Linked DNA regions of Homo sapiens: region 2 is linked to region 1. A link is a contact called in ENCODE Hi-C or POLR2A ChIA-PET data. All regions are on one chromosome and are shown on one strand. The core of a region is the stretch at or near the end of the contact, and the rest is flanking DNA. Distances in the headings are between cores, read along the strand shown. Region 1 overlaps FHAD1 (forkhead associated phosphopeptide binding domain 1). Region 2 overlaps FHAD1 (forkhead associated phosphopeptide binding domain 1).

Evidence for each region. A loop is a pair of places that touch in the nucleus more often than their neighbours do. ChIA-PET counts read pairs that join two places held with the same protein, here RNA polymerase II (POLR2A).
Region 2: a loop to region 1 is called in a map with no recorded cell type, with 7 times the contacts of the local background. The contact joins two enhancer-like sites. A Hi-C loop is called at or near these places in 1 of 168 maps with a recorded cell type or tissue (endothelial cell of hepatic sinusoid) and 1 of 37 single-sample maps with no recorded cell type. POLR2A ChIA-PET finds 5 or more read pairs at or near these places in 2 of 52 experiments (Panc1 and naive thymus-derived CD4-positive, alpha-beta T cell).

The regions. Positions count from the first base shown.
Region 1 is chr1:15,280,832-15,285,864 of GRCh38, reverse strand. The region is part of intron 3 of FHAD1 (forkhead associated phosphopeptide binding domain 1); the gene reads right to left. Among named protein-coding and RNA genes, the nearest start is that of FHAD1, 36 kb to the right of the region's middle. Within about 2 kb of position 2,189, at least 10 of the 41 ENCODE cell types and tissues checked have a DNase peak (open chromatin) inside an H3K27ac peak, as active enhancers do.
Region 2 is chr1:15,323,917-15,328,949 of GRCh38, reverse strand. It overlaps FHAD1 (forkhead associated phosphopeptide binding domain 1), which reads right to left. Exons shown (of 34, transcript NM_001391957.1): 11 at 4,391-4,498; 12 at 1,808-1,891; 13 at 521-673. FHAD1-AS1 (FHAD1 antisense RNA 1) reads left to right here. Exons shown (of 2, transcript NR_148919.1): 2 at 1-2,270. Among named protein-coding and RNA genes, the nearest start is that of FHAD1-AS1, 17 kb to the left of the region's middle. RefSeq lists an enhancer at 3,567-4,331. Within about 2 kb of position 2,254, at least 3 of the 41 ENCODE cell types and tissues checked have a DNase peak (open chromatin) inside an H3K27ac peak, as active enhancers do.

The DNA.
Region 1 (5,033 bases), core at 940-3,439:
CTGAATAATATTCCATTGCATGGACAGATCACATTTTATTTATCCATTCATCTGTCCATGGACACTTGGGCTGCATTCACCTCTTGGCTATTGTGCATAATGAACAAACAGAGAAGCTGGTTTTGAGCCCTGGCTCGCGTTGCACCCTGCACTAACTGCTCAGTACTGTGAGGCTAGTTTGAGCTGGTTTTGTCACTTGTAGCCCCCACAGTGCTAATGAGAGGGTCTCTAAAGGGGCCAGTGCATGATGTGTAAATGCAGCAAAGACTGCAATCAGCTCTTTCAGTTAAAAAAAAAAAGTTTTATTTTGTTATTTATTTATTTATTTATGGAGATGGAATTTTGCTCTTGTCACCCAGGCTGGAGTGCAGTGGCGTGATCTCGGCTCACTGCAACCTCCGCCTCCTGGGTTCCAGCGATTCTCCTGCCTCAGCCTCCCAAGTAGCTGGCATTATAGGCATGTGCCACCACGCCCAGCTAATTTTTTGTATTTTTAGTAGAGACAGAGTTTCACCATGTTGGCCAGGCTGGTCTTCAACCCCTGACCTCAGATGATCCACCCGCCTTGGCCTCCCAAAGTGCTGGGATTACAGGCATGAGCCACAGCGCCCGGCATTGTTTGTTTTTTGAAAGCATGTTGATTTAGGGTGGCTTTAGTTGGAAGGTTAATGTCAGTCTTCTCTACTTAACAGGCCTACTCTATCATAAGCAAGGTCAAGGTTTTCTCAGAAATTGCTGCTGGTAACTACAAGGAAACAGTGAGGAGGATAAACAAACATAAAAAAAAGACTCCTGAAAAACTGGCTCCTGGCTGAGCTCACATTAGAATGTACATAGAGTTTGGGATCAAGGTCAGTTATCAACAAGTCTGGCTTAGAAATATTAGTTAAAAAATACTTGCTAGTGCCTTCTTTCTTTCACTCTCTTTCTTTCTTTCTTTCCTCCTCTTTCTTTCTCTCTGACCATATGGTGTGTGGCGTGGTGGTTTTTTCTTTGTTTATTTTTGAGGCCGCATGTGCTTTTCCTGATCTCTCCCACACTGTCTAAAATAGCAGGCTGCCAACCACCTGGACCACACCCACGGCTGAATTTCTATCAGCTTGAATAAACACCCAACCAGTAATGTACTCGAGAACTCCAAATCCATTGTTTCCGGATGATCTCCTTGTTTCTTGTGTTATTACGCTAACATCTGCTTCTGACCCTGTCAAGGCTTCAGGGTGAGAAGGACACCCTAAAACGCCAAGGGAGTTTGCCCAGAGTCCTACAGGACCCATGCATTCTTCCAGGAAGCCCTGGAGGCTGTGGACAAGGTGGGGAAGTAGACCTTGCCCTTGGAGCATCTGTCATGTTTTCTGCTATCTGCAATTTTTTTTTTTTTTTTTTGAGATGGAGTCTCGCTCTGTCGCCCAGGCTGGAGTGCAGTGGCGCAATCTCAGCTCACTGCAAGCTCCGCCTCACGGGTTCATGCCATTCTCCTGCCTCAGCTTCCCGAGTAGCTGGGACTACAGGCGCCCACCACCATGCCCGGCTAATTTTTGTATTTTTAGTAGAGACAGGGTTTCACCGTATTAGCCAGGATGGTCTCGATCTCCTAACCTCGTGATCCGCCCGCCTCGGCCTCCCAAAGTGCTGGGATTACCGGCGTGAGCCGCTGTGCCTGGCCTCCAATTCTTACCACTTGGCTTTGAACCACCAAGGAGAGAAGGCTCTAGGTGCTAGGCTGTGCTGTGCCCTTTGTATATGTGGCCCCATCTAATCACGAGAATAACTCTGGGGTAGGGGAAGCATTTTTACCCACATTTTGTGCATTAAAGGAGCAGAAGCTCAGTGAGGTTCAGAGACTTGCCCCAGGTCCTGAAGCCTGGAAGTGGTGATGCTGTCTGACTCCAAACTCTGTGCCCCTGGAGCTTCCAGGTCATTTGAAGTCATGATTTGCACTTGCTTTCCATACTTGCAAAAGGATCTTAGATGATTGGCTAATGAAGAATAGATTTTCTGAGTTAAAAAATGAAAATGAGAAATAGATGGTGTGAAAATCCCCAAGATGGTGCATGGACAGGATTGATGTGTGGACAGGATTTTCCAGGAACGTTATAGGTTCCCTCCTGCAAGTCTGAGTCACAGGGTATGTGCAGCACCCTGGATGCCACTCAGAGAACTGCAGTCTCCCCCCAGGCAGGGCTGTAGCTGGCTCACTGCTGTGCCAGAGGAGAGCTGGGGCCTGTTGGTGCTGGCTCATGAGAGCCGATGAGTAAATGTTGAGAATTCTGTGAGCTGGCTGATAAACACAGCCATTAAAAAATAAATTATATATACTTACAATTAAATTATACCAGAAACAACAGTAATAAATACTTAAAACTTAGCCTCCTAATTATTTTACTATATTTCATGATAATCTGTGCTCTTACAGTTATTCTTCCTACTGCGTCTGTGTGTTGGCAGTGCTGTAGAGTGATGTGCTGCTACCCAGCTCTCTGTGGCTCTGTGTTAGTGAAGCTTGAAATTGGCCAGGATGGTGAGGTAAGAGGTGGGACTCAATTCTGGAGGTTTGGCTCAGACACCAGACCAAATTGAGGACCAGCTAAAACAGGGCCGCAGTGGAAGCAGCTTTTCATAAGACACGCCCACCAGTGTGCCATGTCAGTTTCGCATTGCCATGGCAACACCCAAAAGGTACCACCCCTTTCCATGGCAATGACCCAACTACCTGAAAGGTAATACCCTTTTCCTGGAAATTTCTGCATAAACCACCCCTTCGTTTCTGTGTAATTAAATGTGGATATGAATATGACTGCAGAATTGTCTTTGAGCTGCTACTCTGGGCGCACTGCCCATGGGGTAGCCCTGCTGAGCAAGTAGCAGCCCCGCTCCTGCCACTGTGCACTGTTGCTTCCATAAAAGGTGCTGTCTCACACTGCTGGTTTGCCCTTGAATTCTTTCCTGGGCAAAGCCAAGAACCCTCCCTGGCTAAGTCCCAATTTTGGGGCTTGCCTATTCTGCATTAATGGGAGTATTTACACCACAGAAATCAGGGAATGTTACAAATCAGGGATTGATTTTTTGTTTTGTTGCTTGTCTATTCTTAGGAAGGTGTTGGATAAAATATTAGTAATACAGATGAGATTTAAAAGTGTTTTATGTCTGTAGCCATCACATTATGAGTAGCACAAAAGATATGGAGGAAATTTTCTTCTGATATTCAAAAACTATTATCCAATAGTTTCTTCTGGTATTCATAAACTATGATAGCAAAGAAGGTGCTCATGTCATTGATGAACATGTGAGGTTCCAATACAAATCTTTCTCATTTCACTTTCGTCTTACTCACAAAGGTAAACAAATATATCCACCAGTATTCCGGTTGGAAACATTCATCAGTTGCTACCATAAGTTGGCTAGGGATACAAGAGTTTGGCAAAAATCAATAAAAACCCTCTGTGAGAATCAATGGCTCTATGGAATTTATGATAAATTTGCCATAAAGAGTCCTGCATATTTTGTTATTATTTATAAAGAATGTGCTACACATTCTTTGTGTCAGTAAGCTTTATACTATACCTGCATACTTTACTTTTTCAGACACTCATCAGCATAGCACTGGCTGGACCCAGTGCCCAGTGAAGGGCCTGGCACACACTCTAGGTGCCTGCTGACCGAACTGAATTGAACAATTGGCAAACAGAGCCAAAGTTAAAAAATACCCTTCAGCTGATTCTGGGGCTGGGGCAGGGAGAATACACTATGAGCCTGGGGCATCTTGTAACAGCAGAAAGTGAGTAAGTGCTCAAAAACAGAAGGTGCGGGCCCTGTTAGAGGGATAAGCACCAACCCAAAAGCGCTCCAGTGGCCAAGGCTAGGACAATATGAGCTACAAAATAAATAACATCAGGTGGATTATAGCACAGAGAATCAAATAAAGACAGAGGAGTCCGTACTGATATAGATACATGAATGAGTAAATAATTCAATGGCAGAGAAGAGACACTTCCTTACAGAAGAATGTAACACACATAAGTAATCCCCAACCAGGAGGTGGAGCTGAGTCTTAATCAATGCCCCCTTCCTCCCCTCTCCTTTTTTTTTTTTTTTTTTTTTTTTGAGACAGTGTCTCACTCTGTCACCCAGGCTGGAGTGCAGTAGCGCGATTTTAGCTCACTGCAACCTCCGTCTCCTGGGTTCAAGCGATTTTTATGACTCAGCCTCCCGAGGAGCTAGGATTACAGGCATGCACCACCACACCTGGCTAATTTTTTGTATTTTTAGTAGAGACGGGGTTTTGCCATGTTGGTCAGACTGGTGTCAAACTCCTGGCCCCAAGTGATCCACCCACCTTGACTTCCCAAAGTGCCAGAATTACAGGTGTGAGCCACCATGCCTGGCCAGGTTATTTAATTAAAAAACAAAAACAAAACTCTTTTAAGGGACCTTTGAGTTACCAGAAAAAAATAATACAAAATCCACATGGAACCACTAATGTCGCTTATTCATACAGGTAGTCCTCTAGGTCTACTTTCAGCCTCTACTTCCTCTGATCTTACTCAATTTTACCCTAATAACTACACAATTACAAGGACAGGAAGGGGCAAGAAAGAAGGGGGAAAGGAGGCACACTGATCCCAGCAGAGAGCAGGAACTGACTGCCAGACCCTAAAACGCAGACAGAAGAGCCCCAGGGCAGCAGAGGGTGCTATGTGCGGCCCAGGAAGACAGCCTTCTCCATCTCAACAGCCCCTGGCGGGTGCCAGGATTCAAAATGGGGCAATAATTCTAAGTCTCCAAGAAAAGGATCAATTATGTCTAGGATTTTCCATTCCAGAAATTGGGATTATACATGTTAGAACACAGAACAGCCAAGTTACATACTATTTCCACGTTTTAGAACTTAAAGAAGTAGGTCCCTTTGAGCTATTCAAAAAGGCCATTTATCTGGATTTTGGCCAGGTGGGTTAGGGGACACCTAAGTGCATTCTGGCCCATCTTACTTTCCATCTTTGTAAACCTTCTAGCTTAAAGTTTTCCTTTTCCTT
Region 2 (5,033 bases), core at 1,005-3,504, 43 kb before region 1:
GCACAAACTCCCCAAACAGGAGCTGCTGATTTCCAGAGAAAGCAGAAGCCACCGCCTGCTCTGATAAGCCATGTCCCAGGGTGGGGGCCGCAGGGCTGTGGCCAAGTCCTCCCGTCCCTGCTCCTCCAGAGTCAAAAGCAACGGTGTGGAAACCGCCTTTTGTGGCTGGGCCAAAACAAGAAAATGCAAATAAAAAGCAGGAATGTTTCTTTGGTTTCTCTGGAAATAACATAGGGGCTATGAAAACAATTTCTTTTTGGCTGGGGATGCGGGCCGCTCAAAGTCAGTAATTGAAGATGCTCAGGCATCTTTTTTGGACACGCCAAGTTCTCCCGGGAGGCATTTTTTTAGGCCCTTTGTTTTTTCTTCTCCAACAAGTTTCTCCAACAAGAGGAAAAAGTGGATAGAAAAGCCAAGCATTTCTGCCCAACTTGCTCCAAAAAAGCTGGGCAATTTCCCAAATAAGCCGCACAAAAATTAGACAAAGAGACCATTTGTGGAAAGCGTAAGGAGGGGCCACCTGGCAGCTGTCCAGCGACGTCCTCAGCTTCTCGATGTTCTCGGTGGTCTCCTCCTGCTTGGAGTTGCTCAGCTGGGTCTCTTTCTGGAGGGTCCACTTTTTCTGCTGAAAATTGATGTTGTCCTCAGTGACCTGGGTAATTTTCTCTATTAACTGGTGAGAAAAAGAAAAAGGAAAAAAAAAAAAAAGATGTAACATACAGGGGTGGGGGGCCCTGAGGGAAGGGGAATGGGAGAGGGGAGAGATGCAACTTAAGTCCCTGTCTAAGCACGGGAGGACAGAGGTCCTGATATGTCTTGGTGATGGCTGTCAAGGGGGACGTTGGTCCTGTCACCAGGGAATGAGTCCCAGAATCAGAGATTCTCTTTTCTTTTTTCTTTTCTTTTTTTTTTTTTTGCGACGGAGTTTCACTCTTGTTGCCCAGGCTGGAGTGCAATGGTTTGATCTCGGCTCACCGCAACCTCCGCCTCCTGGGTTCAAGCGATTCTCCTGCCTCAGCCTCTGAAGTAGCTGAGATTACAGGCACGCGCCACCATGCCCGGCTAATTTTGTATTTTTAATAGAGATGGGGTTTTACCATGTTGGTCAGGCTGGTTTCGAACTCCCGACCTGAGGTGATCCACCCGCCTCGGCCTCTCAAAGTGCTGGCATTACAGGCATGAGCCACCACTCCTTGCCGATCAGAGATTATTTTTATGATCCAAAGGCCTGTCTTGTGGCCCTGAGTTTGTTCCAGATTCTTCTGTGTTGTATAGGGATTCAGAACACTGAGCCTGATATTATGGGCTCATAAGCAGCAGGTCAGGTTCTCCCACACCCACTGAGAGCAGCCCACGGCACATTTTCCCATCTGTGCTTTGACACAGGGGGCTAGAAAGTGTAGTGGAAGAACAGCAAGGCAATCATTACAGCCAGACATCCACCCTCACTGCCACTGTCAACTTTTCTCCTCTGAAGGAACGCGCCAGAACGCACTGGCTGTGGGGAGGCGGCTCCCTTTCTCCCAGTGCTAATGGAGGCGAAACATGCATGTCTGGAGACCAGAAGTAAGCCCGAATGGTTTAATTTGATTTTCACAGACACATTTCAAGGGAGTTTTAACTGGCTTTTACTTTAAAAGCCAGGAAATCCCATAAAATCAAAACAAATCTTTATGGTGTAGCAACAGTGTGAAAAATATGCCACCAACAAAAACAGAAACATATGCTCCCAGGGTCTGGAATCCAGATCCACGAAGAAGAAGAAGAGGAAAGTGAAGGAGCCACGTGGCAGGGACGGCAGACTAACCTGTTGGTCGGTGACGGGCTTGTCCCGGAACGGCTTCGCCCGTCCATAGGTGGCCTTGATGACTTGACTTCTGAAGTGCTCCAGCTGCAGCAGAGAGGGGGCAACAGTGTCAGGGGGTCAGCAGGGGCCGGCAAGTGGGGGCAGCGTTTCCATGGCAGGGTGCGGGAAACACCACTTAGCAGGGTTTGCACGCCTGAATGACCATTCCGCGTTATCAGAATCTTCACCGCTCACGGGGAGTGGCGGGACCCACAGAAGAAAAGAGAACAGCAGGCTTTAATTACTTTTTAGGCACGCCTGCCTAACCCGAACGATGCCTGTGGTCAGTGCACACACATGTCTCAAACCCTCAGAAGAGCCTCTTGCTGCCAATTATCCAATGGGAAGTCTGGGGCCGGGAGCGCTCTTCCGTAATTGCTAAGTTGGCACCAGACTGTGAAATAAATATTGAGGCTGTCAGTCCAAGTAAATTGTGTAGTCAGCAAGGAAGCCCGGGGAGAGGAGAGTGTTCTCCCTTTCTCCATTTCATGCCTGAGCCCATAAGAGTCCTGAAGACTATGTCCACTCTGTTCATCTCGGTATCCCTGGAGCCTACTACGGTGCCTGGTGTAGAGGAGACACTCAGACACCCAACTAACCTTTGCTGGATGCCTGTACACAGAAACATCACCTTAAGCCAAGGGCCTCTACTTCTAGTGGCTTTCACTGAGCCCCTCCTGGGTGCTAGTGTTTTCAGGTTAAGGCTGATGAAATAGCAGTTACATTAAGTCCGGACTTACAGAATGACAAGTCCAAGGTGTCCTGATTCCATTAGTAGTTAGAGGTAAAAAGGAGCCCGACTTTCTCTGAGAATTTACCAACATGGCAGCCCCTGGCGTGAGTCTCCAGTTCACTGGCAAAACGTGGTTATTAAATACTCCAAAGCAGAGCCTTGAAGGGACCAAAAGGGCTACTGCCTCAACCTGGGGCCCAAGACACAGGTATTTACTGCACAGGGGAGTTCTAATGGGAAACGTCTTACGGACATCTCTGCAGTGACCCTGCCAGGAGAAGACCAGGTGACATGAGGTTCTCAAAGCCATCCTCTGGTTTCATGGCCAAGTGGAGGGTCCCAGCTCACCCAAAGAATTGACTGTGTAGAGGAAGCCCTATGAATGATGGTCCCCCATTGCCATCAGGGGCTCCCCACAGGAATGGCTGCCCAGGGCCATTGGGAGGGAGAGGTCATCTTAGACATGGCCTCGGGCCTGGGGTCACTTGGCTGGGGAAGGGCAGACTATTGGACAGGGAGCAGGGCCTTGGAGATACAGGAGAGGGAAGGCACTGGGAGGCAGAGAGAGGGCTTGTCCTTTCTCTCAAGTCTAGACCTGGAGCAGTCTCAGGACCTCCAGGGCTCCTCCTGGATGACCTCTGCCCAGAGCTATAACAAGAACCTTGGCCCTTGGGCAAGGAGCACGGGTCAGACCCTCAAATCAGGTATGTGTTAGGGGGAAGATTGGGGGTAGCCAATGTGCACAGGAAGAGGCCCAGACAGGCAGGTTCTCTGCCCTTGATAAGGGGCTGGCGCCCCCACAGGAGAAATGGTGCTGGCGGTTACAGTGGTGAATATTTGAATTTTAGGGTACAGGGACAAAGGCCTGGTCACACTGCCTGGTAAGGCTTGGATGGTAGAAAATGGAAGGGCTTTGGGAGCTGAGCTGGGTGGTTTGAGAGATCCTGGCTTTTAACCTTTCTTGGTAGTTCACAGACCCTCCTGAGAACCCAGTGGGAGACATGGGGGGCCCTCCTTCCCAGTAATACACACACACACACGCACACACACGTGTGTGTGCAAACCATTCTGTGGATCCCCTGGAGTCATGGTTTCCAGGAGAGGGACCCCTGTGGAGGAATCTAGGGTGGGCTGCCCCTGGGGGACCACATTCCTCAGGGTCATATGCCCTCCCATCTTGGTTTCCTGTTTGCTTTCCCTTAGCTTTTGGTAAACTTTCGTCTGCACATTCCGGCCCCCATGACTGTGTCACATTTGCCAGGAAGGGCCACCGGCGATTTCAGGCCACAGCATCAAAGAAACAGCACCTCCAGACCAGGTCGGAGTGGCTCACCCACAGCCGGGAGCTTCTCCATCCAGCACGCACTTTGGACACTCCAGGGTTTTACCTTATTAAGAAAAGTGGCATTTCCTTATAGACACTGTCTGTAATGTCTGCTGGGGCCCAAGGGGAAGAAAGATTGTGGTAAATGTCAGGACTAAAAACATTAAGGAGAAAATGCTAGAAACACCACTGGGGGCAAGGAGCTCGGTTAACTGGGGGCAGGCATCGAGCCGGGATTGGCTGCCTGGTCCGGGTCTCGGGTCATCGTAAACTATTCGAGTGGGAGGCCTCCCAGCAGCAGAAACCTGTTAAGCGATGTCCATGGGGGTGGGGAGCTGCAGACAGCCTCTGCTCATGAGATAAATGGGAGAATTAACGCACGTCTGTCTTTCTACCTTGGGCGTCCTCCTCTCTCACCCCCACTGGCTGCTTGGGTGCAATCATTGGAGAGCGTGGGCCAATGAGGGGGGCTCTGGAACATGCCTACCTGACCTACTGCCCTCTCCAAATTGATTTTAATGACGCTCTCTCTGTTCCCCATTTCTTGCAGCTGAAGCAATTTCCTTCTGGAATCCTCCTGAAGCTTCTCTTCAACCTGAAATGACGATGAAAGCGAGTACTTGCTGCTAATGTGATCATAATGCACTCTGGGGAGATTCCTCTAGGATGTCTAATGGCCGTGGGGGGTCCCAGAGGGGTAGGCACAGCTGCAGCCCATGTGGCAGGGGTCACAGGCGTGCGCGGGGTGGAGCCAGGCTAGGGGGGCACTGTCCGTTGGGGGAAAGGGCTGGGCTCTGCACCCTGGGCTCAATATTTGTCCTACCCCAGGCTCTAATCCCAGCCCGGTCCCTAGCAAGCTGTATGACCTCAGCAAAGTCATTTCACTGCTCTGTGATTCAGTGTCCTTATCTGTCAAATGGGGTGATACTAGTTCCCTCTTCGCAGAGTTATTGTGGGGATTTTAAAAAGTTTGGAATAGTGACAGCGCTTCGTAAGGGCTCTATAAGTGTGTTAGATGTTGTGACCTAGAACAGGTGGATGACAGTAGCCACTATACAGAGTCATCCTAACACCATAAGGAACTGCCGCCCATCGTGGGCACTTGGTAAATGTTAACTGCTGGGTTTATT